Regions from separate parts of the Homo sapiens genome. Here region 2 is linked to region 1. A link is a loop called in an ENCODE intact Hi-C map of the cell type or tissue named here. Cell type or tissue: IMR-90. All regions are shown on one strand. Each heading gives the region's core, and the rest is flanking DNA. Links, peaks and the distances in the headings are about the cores only.

Region 1 (8,330 bases), core at 273-8,272:
CCATTATTGTGTACACACCCAAAGATAAATCATTCTATCATAAAGACACACGCACACATATGTTCATCGCAGCACTATTCAGAATAGTGAAGACATGGAGTCAATCGAAATGCCTATCAACGGCAGACTGGATTAAGAAAATGTGGTACATATACAACATGGAATACTATGCAGTCATAAAAATGAATGAGATCATGGCCTTTGCAGCAACATGGATAGAGCTAGAGGCCATTAGCCTAAGCAAACTAACACAGGAACAGAAAACCAAATACCACACGTTCTCACTTATAAATGGGAGCTAAACAATGAGAAAACATGGATACTAGGAGGGGGACAACACACACGGGGGCCCCCTTGAGAGTGGAGGGTGGGAGGAGGGAGAGGAGCAGAAAAAGCATCTGTTGGGTACTGGGCTTACTACCAGGGTGCCAAAATTATCTGTACACCAAACCCCAGTGCACACAGTTTACCTGCGTAACAAACCTGCACAGCCGGGCCTGGTGGCTCATGCCTGTAATCCCAGCACTTTGGAAGGCTGAAGCAGACAGATCACCTGAGGTCAGGAGTTTGAGACCAGCCTGGCCAACATGGTGAAGCCCCGTCTCTACTAGAAATATAAAAATTAGCCGGGAGTGGTGTCACGCACCTGTAGTCCCAGCTACTTGGGAGGCTGAGGCAGGAGATTCGCTTGAACCCGAGAGGTGCGGGTTGCAGTGAGCCAAGATCACGCCACTGCACTCTAGCCTGGGCAACAGGGTGAGACTGCATCTCAAAAATAAACAAACAGACCTGCACATGTAACCCTGAACCTAAAATAAAAGTTTTAAAAAAGTGATTTATATATGATCTAGAAAACTGAAAGTCTGAAGAGACTCTAGTCTCTGCCTAAACTCCACCCCTTCCCCCTAATCCCCTGACCCCTGCTCCTTCTCACACTTTTGTGAGATCAGATTTAGAGGACAGGTAACATATTACCCGTTTTATTAATAGGTTTATCCTAAATAAATAAAAAAGAATATCCTAAAATGAGATTATTTCTCCAAATAAATTAATTCATTGGATTGTATTTAAAGCTGGCAGTGCCCCCTTCTCTGTTGTTTTGCTGTCAAATTTTCCAAACTTACAAGTGTCCGTTTGCCAGTCCTGTATGTGAAGACATCCAGTCAGTCTAGCAGTGGACTCTGACACTCTCCCCCTCTGGCCTTCTGGAATCTTTTAGCCTCGTGGCTGGCACTCAAACCCAGATGTCTGAGTTTCCAAGGCTGGTGTTTTTCCATGTATTACAGAAAACTCCAAGAGATGTCTGCAGTATTATTGTGGCCATCACCAGTTCCGCTCTTGTTAGACAGTGGGTGCTTCAGGTCAGATTTGGCCATCATACCTTTAATTCCCACTCTCATTTGGCTCATGTTAAGTGTTTAAAAAGAACATGAAAAACCTCTAAAGAAAACCTCACCTTCTCGCACCTTCCTGAAGGAAAACCCAGACTGCTCTCTCTCCCTCACTGCTATCTCTCTCTCTGTCTGCTATCCCTCTCTGTCTGCTGTCTCTCCCTTACTGCTATCTCTCTCTGACTGCTATCTCTCTCTCTGACTGCTATCTCTCTCTTTGCCTGCTATCTCTCCCTCACTGCTCTCTCTCTCCCTGACTGCTATCTCTCTCTGACTGCTCTCTTTCTCCCTGACTGCTATCTCTCTCTTTGCCTGCTATCTCTCCCTCACTGCTATCTCTCTCTTTGCCTGCTATCTCTCCCTCACTGCTCTCTCCCTCACTGCTATCTCTCTCCCTCACTGCTATCTCTCCCTGACTGCTATCTCTCCCTGACTGCTATCTCTCTCTCTGACTGCTATCTCTTCCTGACTGCTATCTCTCTCCCTCACTGCTATCTCTCTCCCTCACTGCTATCTCTCTCCCTCACTGCTATCTCTCTCCCTCACTGCTATCTCTCCCTGACTGCTATTTCTCCCTCACTGCTATCTCTCCCTCACTGTTATCTCTCTCCCTCACTGCTATCTCTCTCCCTCACTGCTATCTCTCTCCCTCACTGCTATCTCTCCCTGACTGCTATTTCTCCCTCACTGCTATCTCTCCCTCACTGTTATCTCTCTCCCTCACTGCTATCTCTCTCCCTCACTGCTATCTCTCTCCCTCACTGCTATCACTCTCCCTCACTGCTATCTCTCTCCCTCACTGCTATCTCTCTCCCTCACTGCTATCTCTCCCTCACTGCTATCTCTCTGTCTGCTATCTCTCTCCCTCACTGCTATCTCTCTCCCTCACTGCTGTCTCTCCCTCACTGCTATCTCTCTCTCTGTCTGCTATCTCTCTCCCTCACTGCTATCTCTCTCTTTGTCTGCTATCTCTCTCCCTCACTGCTATCTCTCTCTCTGTCTGCTATCTCTCTCCCTCACTGCTATCTCTCCCTGACTGCTATCTCTCTCCCTCACTGCTATCTCTCTCCCTCACTGCTATCTCTCTCTCTGTCTGCTATCTCTCCCTCACTGCTATCTCTCTCCCTCACTGCTATCTCTCTCTCTGACTGCTATCTCTCCCTCACTGCTATCTCTCCCTCACTGCTATCTCTCCCTGACTGCTATCTCTCCCCGACTGCTATCTCTCCCTGTCTGTTATCTCTGTCGGACTGCTATCTCTCTCCCTGACTGCTATGTCTCCCCGACTGCTATCTCTCCCCATCTGCTATCTATCTCTGACTATCTCTCCCTGTCTGCTATCTCTCCCTGTCTGCTATCTCTCTCTGTCTGCTCTCTCTCTCTCTGACTGCTATCTCTCTCCCTGACTGCTATCTCTCTCCCTGTCTGCTCTCTCTCCCTGACTGCTATCTCTCTCCCTGACTGCTATCTCTCCCTGACTGCTATCTCTCCCTGACTGCTATCTCTCTCCCCGTCTGCTCTCTCTCCCTGACTGCTATCTCTCTCCCAGTGTGGAAGAGAGGAAGAACCTCCTATTTTCAGACATGGCCTGTGGAGAAGAAAGCCCCAGGTTGCATCCACAGGGTGGTGTCTCTGGAAGATTCTGGGATAACCCTGTAAGAGTTTGGTGGAAGAGGCCGGGTGCAATGGCTCACGCCTGTAATCCCAGCACTTTGGGAGGCCAAGACAGGTGGATTGCTTGAGGTCAGGAGTTCGAGACCAGCCTGGCCAACATGATGAAACCCCATCTCTACCAAAAATACAAAAGTTAGCTGGGCATGGTGGTGTGCACTTATAATCCCAGCTACTCGGGAGGCTGAGGCAGGAGAATCACTTGAACCTGAGAGGCGGAGGTTGCAGTGATCTGGGAGCCCACCACTGCCCTCCAGCCTGAGTGACAGAGCAAGACTCAGTATTAAAAAAAATAAAAAGAGTTAGGTGGGAGGAATGAGTGCCTTCTCTGATTCAGGCGTTCTGGCATGTCACCTCTAGGGGATTGAAGGGGGACCCTCATTCTGTAGGACAGAGGGATAACCTTTCACCTCCATCCCCCAGATGTGCCCCAGGATCTCCTGTAGACACAGCCTACCTCCCCCTCCTATAATCCTCACCAGCGAGCACACTTGGGGTGCTGGTGACTCATCCTGGATCCTAAGGGAGGCTTCCTGAGGATGGGCCTAGTGAACCAAACTTGGAGACAGAAGGTGAGTATGGAGACAGCGGAGCCCAGCCCGGAGGGAAGATGGCCTGGACATGAGTCATCCGTCCTCATCATTCGCCCAAGGATTCGATGTTCCTTTGGCTGGCATCTATTTTCTCTTTGCAAAACTATTGATCCTGCTGCCAAATGTACCCTAAGCCTACCTTATGCATCAGTGAGATGAATGATAAATTCAGTAACCTGAGGACACAGTAACGAGAGGGCACAGAGGACAGTGACTTGGACTTTCATCAGTAGACTTAACACTGGTTGGGCCACGGCCCGAGCAGGACTGAAATTTAGCAGGAGATGAGGACAGTAACATTTGGGTTTGTTCACCAAGCCCCCAGCTTGGCACCAGAAATTTTTGGCTTTCTGCAAACAGCTGCACAGAAGCAGTGGCCAAACCCAGCTAGTGTGTGATGAGTCATCTTGCGTCAGCATCGTGCAGCACAGACATCCTATGAGGGCTCCTTTAGCTGCTGTGTCTGGTTTGGGCTTTTTCCAAAAGACGAGGGAGCCAAATACCTAAGCCCCCACACTAATGAGCACTTTGCGATTCCATGTAAGCAAAGTTATTTCACCTCCCAAGACGCATCTACACTCCTCATTATTCATTGGCTGGCCCCGTGAAGCAAGGCCGAAGAAACTGACTTGACTTAAATCAGAAAAATGAAAACGGAGAGGACTTGGCAGTATGTATCTTTAGGAAAGCATGAGACAGTGTAAAGTCCTTCTCTTTATTCTGAGGCCAGGGCTTTAGACTATAGTAAGGTTAGTCATTGAAACCGATTTCAAGTTTCTAAAGTTTTACCAAGTATGATGATAGAAACTACTTCTCTAGGGATTTTTAATATATTCATGTGCATATGATTTTAAAGTGGACAAGGCACTCTTCATATGCATGATCTTATGTAAACACTACAAAACTCCAAGAATCAAACATTTATTATGACCTCCATTTTACAGATGAGAAAACAGGTTCCTAAAAATGAAATTATTTGCTCAGGGATGATGTCACAAATCACTGACAGAGCTTAAACGCAGGAACCAACATTCTGACTCCAAATCCCATTGATGTTTTCCCCAAACGATACAAGAAATGTCTTAAATGAAAGTCCATGTGAATATTTTGAAGAACCCTTCCAACGTCTTACCTAGACTGTTTTGTGATGCTGAGAAATTGATCTACACGTGTGCATCCCTCACATGGCCACAAGATGGCAGGGTAGCCTCGATGATTGAGAAATTGGCTTCATTCCTTGCACCAGTAGAGGGCTGTAGTTCCATGTTTCAAAAAGTAAGACATGGAAAAAAAAAAAAAAAAAAAAGAAAAGAAAAGAAAAGAAAAACAAAACAAAACAAAACAAAACCCATCAGTGTCTACATTGATGAAATAGGATGGTGGGAGGTTTGTTTTTCTTTTTGCCTTTTCTTTTTTAAATTAGGCAGTGAGAGTTCAAACAAACAAGTCTCCATTTTCACCTCTGTGTTTGCTTTTGGAGGCACGAGGTCAGGACTTGGGCCAGCCGCCTAGCCTACATTATTCATCTGTCCAGTTCCAGCCCTGGAACAAATGTGAAGAAATGAAGTAGCTTCAGTGGAGGGAAAACAGTGTTGTTATTGTTGCTGGTGACAGTTCTATTTGCCAACAAACATAAAAACATACTTTGGAACCCAAATGGGCTTGTCAGAGGGAACTTTTGTTCCATGTTTGGGCTGGGATGCTTCCAGATAGAAATCAGGCTGGCATTTGAACTTCAGGAGGCAGGGAGAGAGCTGTGCACAGCAGCTACTGACCCGAAAGGCCAGGCCATCAGCTGCAGTTTTCATCTGGGTGTCGTTTGACCACAGCCCACGCGGCTCCGGGTTGCCAACTGGGGTCACTGCCCTGAATGGGTATTATGGGGGAGGAGAGCAGGGCAGGCAGGCCAGGAGGATGGGCTTGCCACAAAAGGGGATTAACAGGCTTTGGATTCTGAGTTTTTGGAAGGTGGTTCTCACTTTGGGGCTTTGGGATGGTGAAAGCGGTCGTGATTCTGGGGGATTTATTTGCTGTAAGGTCTCAATTATCCCAAGACTGTTGGCAGCACCTTGGAGATCCCTTTGCTACATGGATTAATTACTCCAGGGATAAAGCCATCCTCGCTGTGTCTGCTGGTGAGTGTTTAGGGTCCGCGAACTCATGTAAATGCCAGTCTAAGGAAGCATAATTCAGAAGGCCAATCTGCCCATCCCCTGCTACTGTTACATAATTCAAGGTGAAGGTCCCAACCACAGCTGTCCGGGGGCTGCCTCCTCCCTCGCAGATGGAAGAAGCTTGCTTGATGGACTGGACTTACACTAATACGCTATCTATTTGGAAAGAAGAGATGGCGATAAATTACTACCATGGTGAATATCATTAAAATGCCGCAGAACCAAAAGCACTGTGTGAATGTTAACTCCAGGCACCTCGCATAGCCACTCCACAAAGCTCCGGTATCACCCAACACTTTAAATTGAGCTCTAAAGCTGGAAAGGCATCTTAGAGATTAGCGGGTCCAGACGTTCGTGTCTAAGACAGCAAGCTCCCCCTAGGAGGAGTTCAAGAAATGTTTGGTGAATGAGTGAGCCTTTCATTTTACAAATCATGTAACAGCCCCTGGGAAGTGAAGCAATTGCCCCCATCGCACACCTCATTGGTGGCAGACCAGGCACTACGGCACAGCTGGCTAACTCTCAGGTTAGTCCTGTTTCAATTCCATTTTGCTGCCTAGCATTTAAAAAACTCATTTTTATTTTGTTGCTTTTTTCTTTTCAAGCCTTCTTTTGATCTACAGTTCGCTTCAGAACTACACAGTGATGAGGCGGAAACCTCTTGGTTCTCACCTTCAGATTCATTTGGTCTCAATTTCCAACCACTGGGCCTTGTAAACCTTAACTGGCTCTAGAGCTAAATAGTTCAATTTCCAGCATTCAGCCTCAGATTTATGGACACTTACGATAGAAGACTCAAATGTATTCCAATAGATCAGGGGTTGAAAACTTTTCTGGAAAGGGCCAGATAGTCAATACTTTAGGCTTTGCAGGCCATACAGGCTCAGTTACAACTATTCACTTTTGGGGTTTTAGCGTACAAGCAGCTGTAGAGAATACGTACATGAATGAGCATGGCTGTGTTCCAGTGTAAGAGAAAAATAGGCAGGAGGGGAAACAAATTCGGCCCTTGGGTCAAAGTTTGCTGACATTGCAAAGGAGGACTTGGTCTGTGACTTAGTATTTTCCAGCATATTCCAGATCTAAGCAAAGATGTATCATTCATTTTTGTAGAGTCCTTTCACATTCCCAGTCTATCCACCCACCTTAAATAGAATTCTTAATTTTTTCAATCAGAGACTTGACAGTCCTTATGAGGAAATGTATCTGTGTGGTGCTCTTGGGTTTATGTGTCAGGAAGTCTGGGTTTGTGAGATAGTGTCTTGGCTTGGCTTGGCTGGGTGGTTTGAGCAACAACATTTTATTCCTGAGTTCTGAAGGTGGGAGGCTGGGAAGTCTAAGATCAAGGAGCAGGCCGATCCAGAGTCTGGCGAGGGTCCCCTTCCTGGTTGGCAGGTGGCTTTTTCTCACTGTATCTTCATGTGGCAGAGAGAGTGAGAGAGTGCTCTTGTGTCTGTTCTCATAAGGGCACTAATTCCATTCATCAGGGCCCCACCCTTATGACCTGATCATCCCCCAAAGGCCCCACCTCCAAATACTGTCACATTGGAGAGTAAGGCTTCAACATATGAATTTTGGGGACATACACACATTCAGTTCATAGCTATAGGTAGGTAAAGCCAACACAATAGCAAACTTTAGAGATGAAGAAACTGAAGGAGGAGGATTGGAGGCTGGAATCTTAACTGTCTAATATGTACCCAACACTATGCTGTGCCAAGCACGGTACTACGTTACTGAATCCTTGCAAGATCTGGGGGAGATTTTCATTATTATGCCAACTTTATAGATAAATACTGAGAGATTAGATAATGTGCTCAAGTCTTATTCTAGGAAGCAGCAGAGCTCTGTCTAGAACTCTATCTAGTTCTGTCTGACTCTAATGCATGCTCCGTCCCCTGCCCCACACTGAAGAGTTCATTCTTACAAGTCATCACCTGTTCGAGAGGCAAGGATGGCATACTAATAATCTGTCCACACTTAATTCCCATACACTTGCTAGGAGCCTGATGTTTGTTGAATGTTAAAGTAAGTGCTTGAAGGGATGATTAGTATTTTTTTTTTTTTTGATGGAGTCTTGCCCTGTCGCCCAGGCTGGAGTGCAGTGGTGTGATCTCGGCTCACTGCAACCCTGCCTCCAGGGTTCAGGCAATTCTCCTGCCTCACCCTCCTGAGTAGCTGGGATTACAGGTGTGCACCACCACGCCCTGCTAAATTTCTGTACTTTTAGTAAAGACAGGGTTTCACCATGTTGGCCAGGCTGGTCTCAAACTCCTAACCTCAAGTGATCCACCCACCTCAACCTCCCAAAGTGTTGGGATTACAGGCGTGAGCCACCGCACATGGCTGACAAGATCTTTTAATTGTACACTTTAATCTAATATTCTCTTTAACAATAACTGTCTATCCCTGTCCCAAATCAGCTTGGCTACCAGATTTGAGTTATTAGGTGCAGGAATTCCCCCCTTCTTGCCCATGACATTAGGAGAGGTGGTGGTGGT
Region 2 (8,330 bases), core at 327-8,326, 800 kb after region 1:
ATGCTCCTCTCTCTGTGACCCTCTCAGTGGGTGGGACCACCCCTAGTCACCATCCCCACAGCTCAGTCTCCTGGTTCCACAGATGAGCCCTCTAGGCCTTCTGAACCTCTCCCATCCCATCCCATCCCACCCACCCATCCATCCATCCCACCCATCCATCCATCCACCCATCCATCCACCCCACCCATCCATCCATCCATCCATCCATCCCACCCATCCATCCATCCATCCATCCCACCCATCCATCCATCCCACCCATCCATCCATCCATCCCCCATCCATCCATCCCCCATTCATCCATCCCACCCATCCATCCATCCATCCATCCCACCCATCCATCCATCCCACCCATCCATCCATCCATCCCACCCATCCATCCATCCATCACACCCATCCATCCATACCACCCATCCATCCATCCATCCCACCCATCCACCCATCCATCCCACCCACCCATCCATCCCACCTATCCATCCATCCATCCACCCATCCATCCATCCATCCCACCCATCCCACCTATCCATCCATCCATCCCACCCATCCATCCATCCATCCATCCATCCATCCATCCCCCATTCATCCATCCCACCCATCCACCCATCCACCCATCCCACCCACCCATCCATCCCACCTATCCATCCATCCATCCACCCATCCATCCATCCCACCCACCCATCCATCCCACCTATCCATCCATCCATCCCACCCATCCATCCATCCCACTCATCCATCCACCCATCCATTCCATGACCTTCACTCTTGAAGTCCAGCTGCCAGCACTTCACATCCAGGTTCCTGCACAGCCTTCTCATAGAGTTGTGTGCTTCCACACGGCCCCCTGGAATCCATACTCCCCGCAACAGCTAGACTAGAAGGATCTCTCTAAACAAAACTGCAGCCCTGCCTCTCTGCTTGATGATTACTTATAGCTCTAATCCTAATCCTATGAGTGCTGAACTTGGAAATGGGGGACATCACAAGCTAGCTATTTTACCTTAAGCCTGAGACTGAGTATCTCTCTCAACCTCAGGTTCTCCATTTGTAAAATGGAGAAAATAAGATCTCCAGACCTGAACCATCAACTCTGAGGGTGGGGCCCAGCAGCATGTGTTTTAATAAGGCCCCTGGATGACTCTGATGAATTCTTAAGCATGAGAACCACTGGTACATTCTAATTCACAGTATTAATCACACATACGAAATGAGTTCTTCTGGAGAATAATTTTTGTGTGGCTTCAATTTTCATCATCAAAACAACCAACTGTCTACATGAAAACTCTCCTAGTCTGCTCCTAAAATACTCTGGCGTCAGTCATGAGAACTTAAGTAAATCCTGTGATCACTTTGAATCTCAGTTTCCTCACATGTGAAATGAGAGGAGAAAACTAGAAGTGAGGTCGGCAAACTTCAGACTACAGGCCACTGCCTGTTTCTGTATGATCTGCCAATTGAGAGTGATTTTTACATTTTAAAATGATTTTTAAAAATCAAAAGGAGTATAATATGTGAACACTGCATGAAATTCAACTTGCAGCGCCCCTAAATAAACTTTCATTGAAACCCAGCCATGCCCATTCATTCACGTTTTGTCTATGGCTGCTTTTGCACCATAACGGCCGAGTAGCTGCGACAGAGAACATATGGCCATGGAGCCTACAATATTTATTACCTGACCTTTTAAAGTTTGCCAGCCTCGGGGCTAGAAGATGACTACATTCTCCTCCAGCTCCATATTTCTACAATCCTATTACTTTACAGATTTTACTGTGTTCCTATCTTCAAATATCGCTAGCTATTTACATAGCAATACACCTAGTCAGCAAGCTGAAGTTTTGAAAATGCAATTACTGCTCTAGGTCATTAATTCTAGTGAATAAACCATGTTAATGTAAAGCTGTATTACTTTGTTCCAACACTTAACCATTGCTGCGGCATTTTACATAATTCCATCTCGTGAACGAGGTCCTATCAGTGAGAACAAGCAGTGTGCTGAGGCTTCCGGAACACGCTCTAGCCCATTATCCTTGCTCAGAACATTAAGGCACTTTCTTTTTTTTTTTTTTTTTTTTTGAGACAGAGTCTCACTCTGTGGCCAGGCTGGAGTGCAGTGGCACAACCTCGGCCCACTGCAACCTCCGCCTCCCGGGTTCAAATGATTCTCCTGCCTCAGCCTCCCGAGTAGCTGGGACTACAGGCACACACCACCACGCTCAGCTAATTTTTTTTATTTTCAGTGGAGTTGGGGTTTAACCACGTTGGCCAGGATGGTCTCGATCTCTTGATCTCATGATCCGCCCACCTCAGCTTCCCAAAGTGCTGGGATTACAGGCGTGACATTAACGCACTTTTAGTGGCTGGTTTGCTGTTTACATTTCCCGTGCCTAAATCTACCCTATTCAATAATGGTTTCAATAAAGGAATTCTTCCTGAGGATCGTGCAGTGGGGAGGGGGTACCACCTTCAATGAAGAGAATGTATGTCCTGTACTGCCCCTTTCCTGGCTCATTCTCTCAGATTCCTAATTAGCCTTGGCTGCCTGCAGAGGAAGAACAGGGGGCTCCTTGGGGATGCCCCCAAGTGATGGGGGGATCAAGTCCTGCTCTTCTCATGAAAAGAATCATATTATGTTAGGGCTGAGAGGCACCTTAGAGAACATTCAGTTCAGCCCATTATGGTGAAGCCAAGAAAGTATAAGTGACTTGCCCAAGGTCAGGCAGCCTGTCTGTAGTAAATCTGGCGCTAGAGCCCACATCTCTTGACTCTAAATCCAGTGAGCTTTGCAGCATCTCAAAATCCTTTTTTGAAACGCCCGACATTCTTCTATTCCATGTCAAACTTGAGAATTTAAGGGAAGGACCCTGAGAGAGAGAACACGCTGGGTAACCTTCTGGGCAGCAGCTGACACCAGTTCATTTTCCGAGGCCTGGGGGCGGGAGAAGAGGGAAATCCCTAGGCCAGGGATTCCCCAATGAGCTCAGTGAGGAGAACCAGACTTGATTTTAATTCTTTTAAAATTTCCAATCTATTGTAGACTAATGGTTTTGTGGAGTACAATAAAAAGGAGGAAGCAGTGTTTGATTGTTTTGAAAATTTCTGACTCAATTTCAGTTCTTGCCTCATCCCAGACCAGTAACAGTTTGAGGACCGTACTCTGGAAACCACACTCTGAGCCACATTGATCTCATCCACAGACTGGTGTTGGCACAAAGGATGCAAAAGAGGCCAGAAGCTTGGAAGACCATGTTGGGAAGCCCACAGTGCCACACTGGCCCCCAGTGAATGGGCCCATGGCCAAGGGGACACTTTCAGCTCTTCAAGCTCCAGCACAGCTGCCTCTGACAGGAACCTAAAGCCTCTGACAATATCACCGAGGCTCTTCAAAGACCAACTTCTTCAAACAGTGCTTCTACCAAAAAGGAGGCACAGCTTCATCTTAGGGCAATTAGATCTGTTGAATCACTACCTTGTAACCTTCTTAAAATACAAGTGCTATCGAACCAAGGCTGAGTTTGTAATACCTTTGGAAGACTGGGCATGAATAAAGGATCCTGACACCATGAAACAGGAGTTGACACGTTATGAATCTTAGACTTTGAAGAACCTAGAAGACCATCTGCCTGAAGTAAGAGTTACCTTAATCAGCTTTGTCTCAAGCAAGAACAGACTAATGGTGAGGATAGCCCCACTGTGCAAAGGAAATGGGACAGAGGAATGGAAATTGTTGAAAATCAGAATCTTTGCAGAGTAGTATCTATGCTGCATGTGGCTCAAGGCCATACAGAAGCACCAGCAGGAAAACCCACACTGCCACGCACACTGTACCCTACCTCACCCTAAAGCCGTCCTTAAAAATGGGTTTATTTGGAAATAATGTCAAACTTATAAAAAGTTGCAAGAATATTACAGAGAATACCAACATACCCTTTATTCAAATTCACCTACTGTAATAATTTTGCCCCATCTGATTGATTACGCTCTCCTGCCTTTCTCTCTGTGTGTGTGTGTGTGTGTGTGTGTGTGTGTGTGTACAGAACCAGTTGACAGTAAGCTGCATGCACCATTGCCCTTTTATCTTATATGCTACAGTGTGTATTTCCTAAGGATAAAGGCATTCTCTTACAGAACCACAGTATATTACCAACTACAGTCAATTTCATATTGATCTAATAGCTTCATCTAACCTACTGAATTGGATTCTAATCTTGTTGACTGGCCCAATAATGTTCCTTTCTTCCCACTCCAGAAAAGATCCTTCATACTTAGTTGGCATGTCTCTATTTAGACTTCTTTAACCCAGAGTGATTACAAGCCAGTTTTATTTTGTTGAATGCTATTTGCAACTGAATTACCAATAGTCTTAACGGAAGACATGGAACTATCAGACGCATGGAGGTCCTGTTCAGTTGCCATCTTGGGTTTGGGGGGCACACTGCTGTGTTTTCAGGAAGTTTCTGTTTGAATGGGGACTTTCTGGTGCTCCCAGAGACTAAAACCCTCCTGGTGTGGTCCCAGAGTATGTCACGTTCCACACTGTGGTGAGGTCTTCCTCAATTTCCTTCATATTTGACCATTCTTGGGATAGTCAAACTAGCCACAGAGGTGTGATGGCATAAGATTGGGCCCACAGCAGCTAAGTAACCAGATTCAATCACTACAGCCCACTTATTGGCACACATCTTAATTAGGTTTTAATGCAAGTAATTTGATAACAACTCCTGGCCGTCCGCTACGGAACCGTCAATGCTGAAAGCTTTTTATTTAGCTCCTCTTCTGTCCAAACCAAGGCAGCCTCCCCGCTGACCCTTGTCAAAGAACCCCATCTGCTGGTTGCCACGGTAACTGAAGGCGACCAATTGAGCTGAACAGAGTGACTCAGAAATAAAATCTGCAGCCAAAGGAATTCTGCAAAGAGCAATAAATCATTCAGTAAAAGGGGGTCCTCCACACACTGATGAGTGTTGGGATAATATGATGGCATAACTCTTCCAGCTAGAAGGTCCATGACAGATCAGAGTGATTAGGCCTGCTGGAGGGCTCATTTGGTTTCTAGTGGGTTCCAGCAGCAGACGAGATGGAGCCTGCCCAGTTGTGTGCCACTGTGGGGGAGAAGGAATACGCGGAGTCAATTTTTAATATTTGGGCTGCAAAATTTTGCTTTTTGAGGAGTGGCAAGAGAACCAGTCTAGGCTTCCAACACCCCTTCCTCTATTTTTCAAAAGTAGCACACGTTCACAGAATGCCCCATTTTAGCCCAAAAAGCACCTTGAGCCTTGAGGAAGGTGACAAAGAACAAATACCAAGATTGCTTTGCAATATGCCAGTTTAGCACCATCTCTCTGTCATCAATCAACTTTTAGGTGTTCCAACCAGAAACCCTCTGTGTGCATAAGCCTTGGGTCCTCGCGAAAGCAGGGGAGAGCCTGGGATTCAACTCAGAGGCCCCAGAGGATCTCTGAGGATGATCTGAGAGCGGACGAGGGGTTTGTCTCTCCCCAGGACTGGGTCAGTGTTGCTTATGGAGCCCCATACACATCCTTCCCACATTAAGATTTCCTGAGTAAGAGGCGCCGGAGGGAAGGGGGAGCAGGGGCCTTCTTCCAGGCTGCTCCCGGTTACAGTACACAGTGGCCCCTCACCCCTCACACCACAGGCCATGGGTCCCAGTCACAGCCCCCACTCCTGGTGAGCACCTGCTGGGTAGACTCGGAAACCCCTGCAGGCAATAGAAAGACCCCCGCCCCAGACATGCTAAACCATCCAGACAGTATTCACTGCTATATGTCCGTCTCTTGGTTGTGTTGGGAGAAGCAAAGCTTAGTGGCGGCGGTAGAACTGCCCTGATAGCAAATGACAACAGGAGAGGGGCTGTAGGACAGGGCTCAGGGCCTGTGCGTGTCCGGGAGGGGCTGCAGGACAGAGCTTGGGCCTGTGCGTGTCTGGGGGCGGCCTGCCCTGCCAGCTCCTCTCCTCCCAGGCTGAATGCCACCTTTTACAGAGGTGCATTGGCAGGATCCGGACATTCCCCCAATCCCTGACCCACATGGCAATGGGGTACCCTATTACTAAGTCATCCCTAGAGATAATTTTCTGCTTCAGAAAAGAGCAACTGCTAAACAGAAGGTAGATTTTTCCCCGATTCTAAATGCTGCCAATAAAATGCTTCAGTCTCGGAGTTGAGTGAAATTCCGTTGACGGAGTTAGGAGCGGCTGTGCACGTTCAGGACGAGCCTCCTCCCTTACTCAACCAGTCCGAGGAGGAGCGCATCTAGCCGAGCCCTGCGCTGCCACGCCGCGTCCCGGGAGCTCCCAGCCTGCCTTCCACCCCACGCTGGGCAATTGTGCCTCTGCAGGTGGAACAGACCGCAGGGCTCCACGTGCGCCTCCCGCACGCCAGCACCTGCTCTCGGGCCACCGCGGAGCGCTCCAGGCAGGAGACACCCCTCTCCCTCGCCGGGCAGGGTGGCCTAGGCGGCCAGGTCTCAGCGCTGCCGGGCGGTGCACCGTCCTCTCGGCCTCCCTGCCCACCCAGACCTCCCGGCGGCTGCTTCGACTCTGGATACTAGGCCCGGGCTCGGCCGAGTCCCGAAGCCGCGCGAGAGGGCCTGGAGCCCGCACCTGGAGGGCAGCCGGCCGGGGCTTGGGGAGGCTGGGTGCGGAGCATCTGGCTCAGGCGACTCCACGGGGGCTCGCAGGGCCTCTGGACTTTGGCAGAAGGAGAGGATTAAACCGGGATGACGGTTGAGAGGAGGAGATGGGTGAAAGCTTCATTAACTCCATGCTCACGTCCCAAGTTCTTTCCCCTGAGAGGCAATGAGTAAAAAGGTTGATTTCCCCGCGATGGGAAAGGTGCTGCGTGATTGCATTTGCTTTTCTTACCTTTTAATTCCTTATTTGTAAACCAATGAATCATTGTTTGTCAGTGATCATGAAGGACTCAAATTTTAATAAACAGGAAAAAAAAAATCTTGGCTAATAGGCCAAAGAAATACTGCAACCCGTTTACATTTCTATGTTAGTGATTAAGCTTCTCATGTGACTTAATTGAAACTGGCAAGGATCTTGAGAACTCAAAGAAGTACTCCCCCGGCCCCCCCCCCCCCCCCCGCCGGCAACTCTCCTCCAATAACCAAACTCATTTGTAAGACCCCTCCTAAAAAGTGCCATGGAAAATGGAGCTTCCTGATTCCATAAAAATATTTTCAGTAAGTACTGCTTCATGACAGTTGTTCAGACTTGAATTCCCTTCCTCTCTTTACAAAGTTACCGTTTAGTTTCACTTCTGAGCCCTACTTCCAATTCTTTGTCTCTGCTCACTCTCCCGCTTTCTCCTCCATATTTCAATTCCCAGACACTCTTGAACTTTTGCACACGCTGCCAGTTTGAGCCTGCACAGAATAATCAGTATATTAATTCCACTCGGAGACAGTGAGATTTTTCTAACACAATCTGCCCAACCTGAACTCTTTCCTTCAGAAACACTTCGCCTTTAAAAAGAAACTTCCCAGCATGAACCTCATAAGAAGCGACATGTAACAGACAGTGCATGTGGCGCTGGGCATGCAGCTCAGAATTAAAAGAGAATTTTTTACTTTGTTTCTTCAGTGCCATGTGCATAATGTACATGTGGATGAAACTGACATCAGACATTTAAAGCAAGAAGGGGTAGGGGGAGGGGGATGTGATGGTGGCGGGAAAGAGAGAGAAAATATGTTGATAAAAACAGTAACTTCTGTTAATCTACATTTTTCAGTCACTGTCTTAATTAAGAATGTTAGGAAATATGTTGCAGTTTAATTGCATTGTTTCAAGAAATTCTAAGACTGACAAATTTGGGACCATGTACACTTGGAAGGTAAAAGAGATTAAAGTAGGGATTTCTTCCAATTGGTGGATAACAATCAAAATTATGCTTTCTACAGACACACCCCCCACACCCCCGCAGAGATCCTAAACTCGGAAGACAAAGTAAGAATATCCTAGCACTTAACATGTTCAGCATGAAATGAGTTCTGAAAATTTAAAAACGTGTTTTAAAACCTAGGTATATGAGATAAATTTTAAATACAAAGAATTGACACAGGAGAAATAGTACTTTATCTGAAATTTCTGGTGGACATTTATGTTTGTAGAAAATATTTATGAAGGAATTTGGTAACAATCTTCAAGTGATTTTCAGATGACCTTGTTTAAGATAGTAAAAGTTGTTTGCTGGAGTCACAAATCCATAAAAATAATAACAGTTTGAAGACACTTGAGATTTCTAGACTTGTGTCCTGTTCTCCTGCTGGAGTTCAGTCACACATTCTCCAGGTTTCATTTCTTTTTTTGAG

What was found. A loop is a pair of places that touch in the nucleus more often than their neighbours do. Peaks named below come from ENCODE experiments on the same cell type or tissue, not always from the same donor. Only the 100,000 strongest peaks of a DNase experiment are listed, where the experiment ranks them.
Region 2: a loop joins it to region 1, with 11 times the contacts of the local background. A loop is called at or near these places in 17 of 110 quality-filtered maps.

Annotation. Positions count from the first base shown.
Region 1 is chr1:244,269,734-244,278,063 of GRCh38, reverse strand. All of the region lies in intron 1 of LOC105373262 (a long non-coding RNA gene), which reads left to right. Among named protein-coding and RNA genes, the nearest start is that of SPMIP3, 79 kb to the left of the region's middle. RefSeq lists a silencer at 4,776-5,002. In IMR-90, for the core only: a CTCF peak has its summit at 4,868 (motif pointing right); DNase peaks (open chromatin) are centred at 3,613, 4,113 and 4,853; H3K4me3 peaks cover 292 bases; H3K27ac peaks cover 666 bases.
Region 2 is chr1:243,472,697-243,481,026 of GRCh38, reverse strand. All of the region lies in intron 16 of SDCCAG8 (SHH signaling and ciliogenesis regulator SDCCAG8), which reads right to left. Among named protein-coding and RNA genes, the nearest start is that of MIR4677, 130 kb to the right of the region's middle. RefSeq lists silencers at 4,726-5,020, 5,041-5,214. In IMR-90, for the core only: a CTCF peak has its summit at 4,821; a DNase peak (open chromatin) is centred at 4,826; H3K4me3 peaks cover 624 bases; H3K27ac peaks cover 743 bases.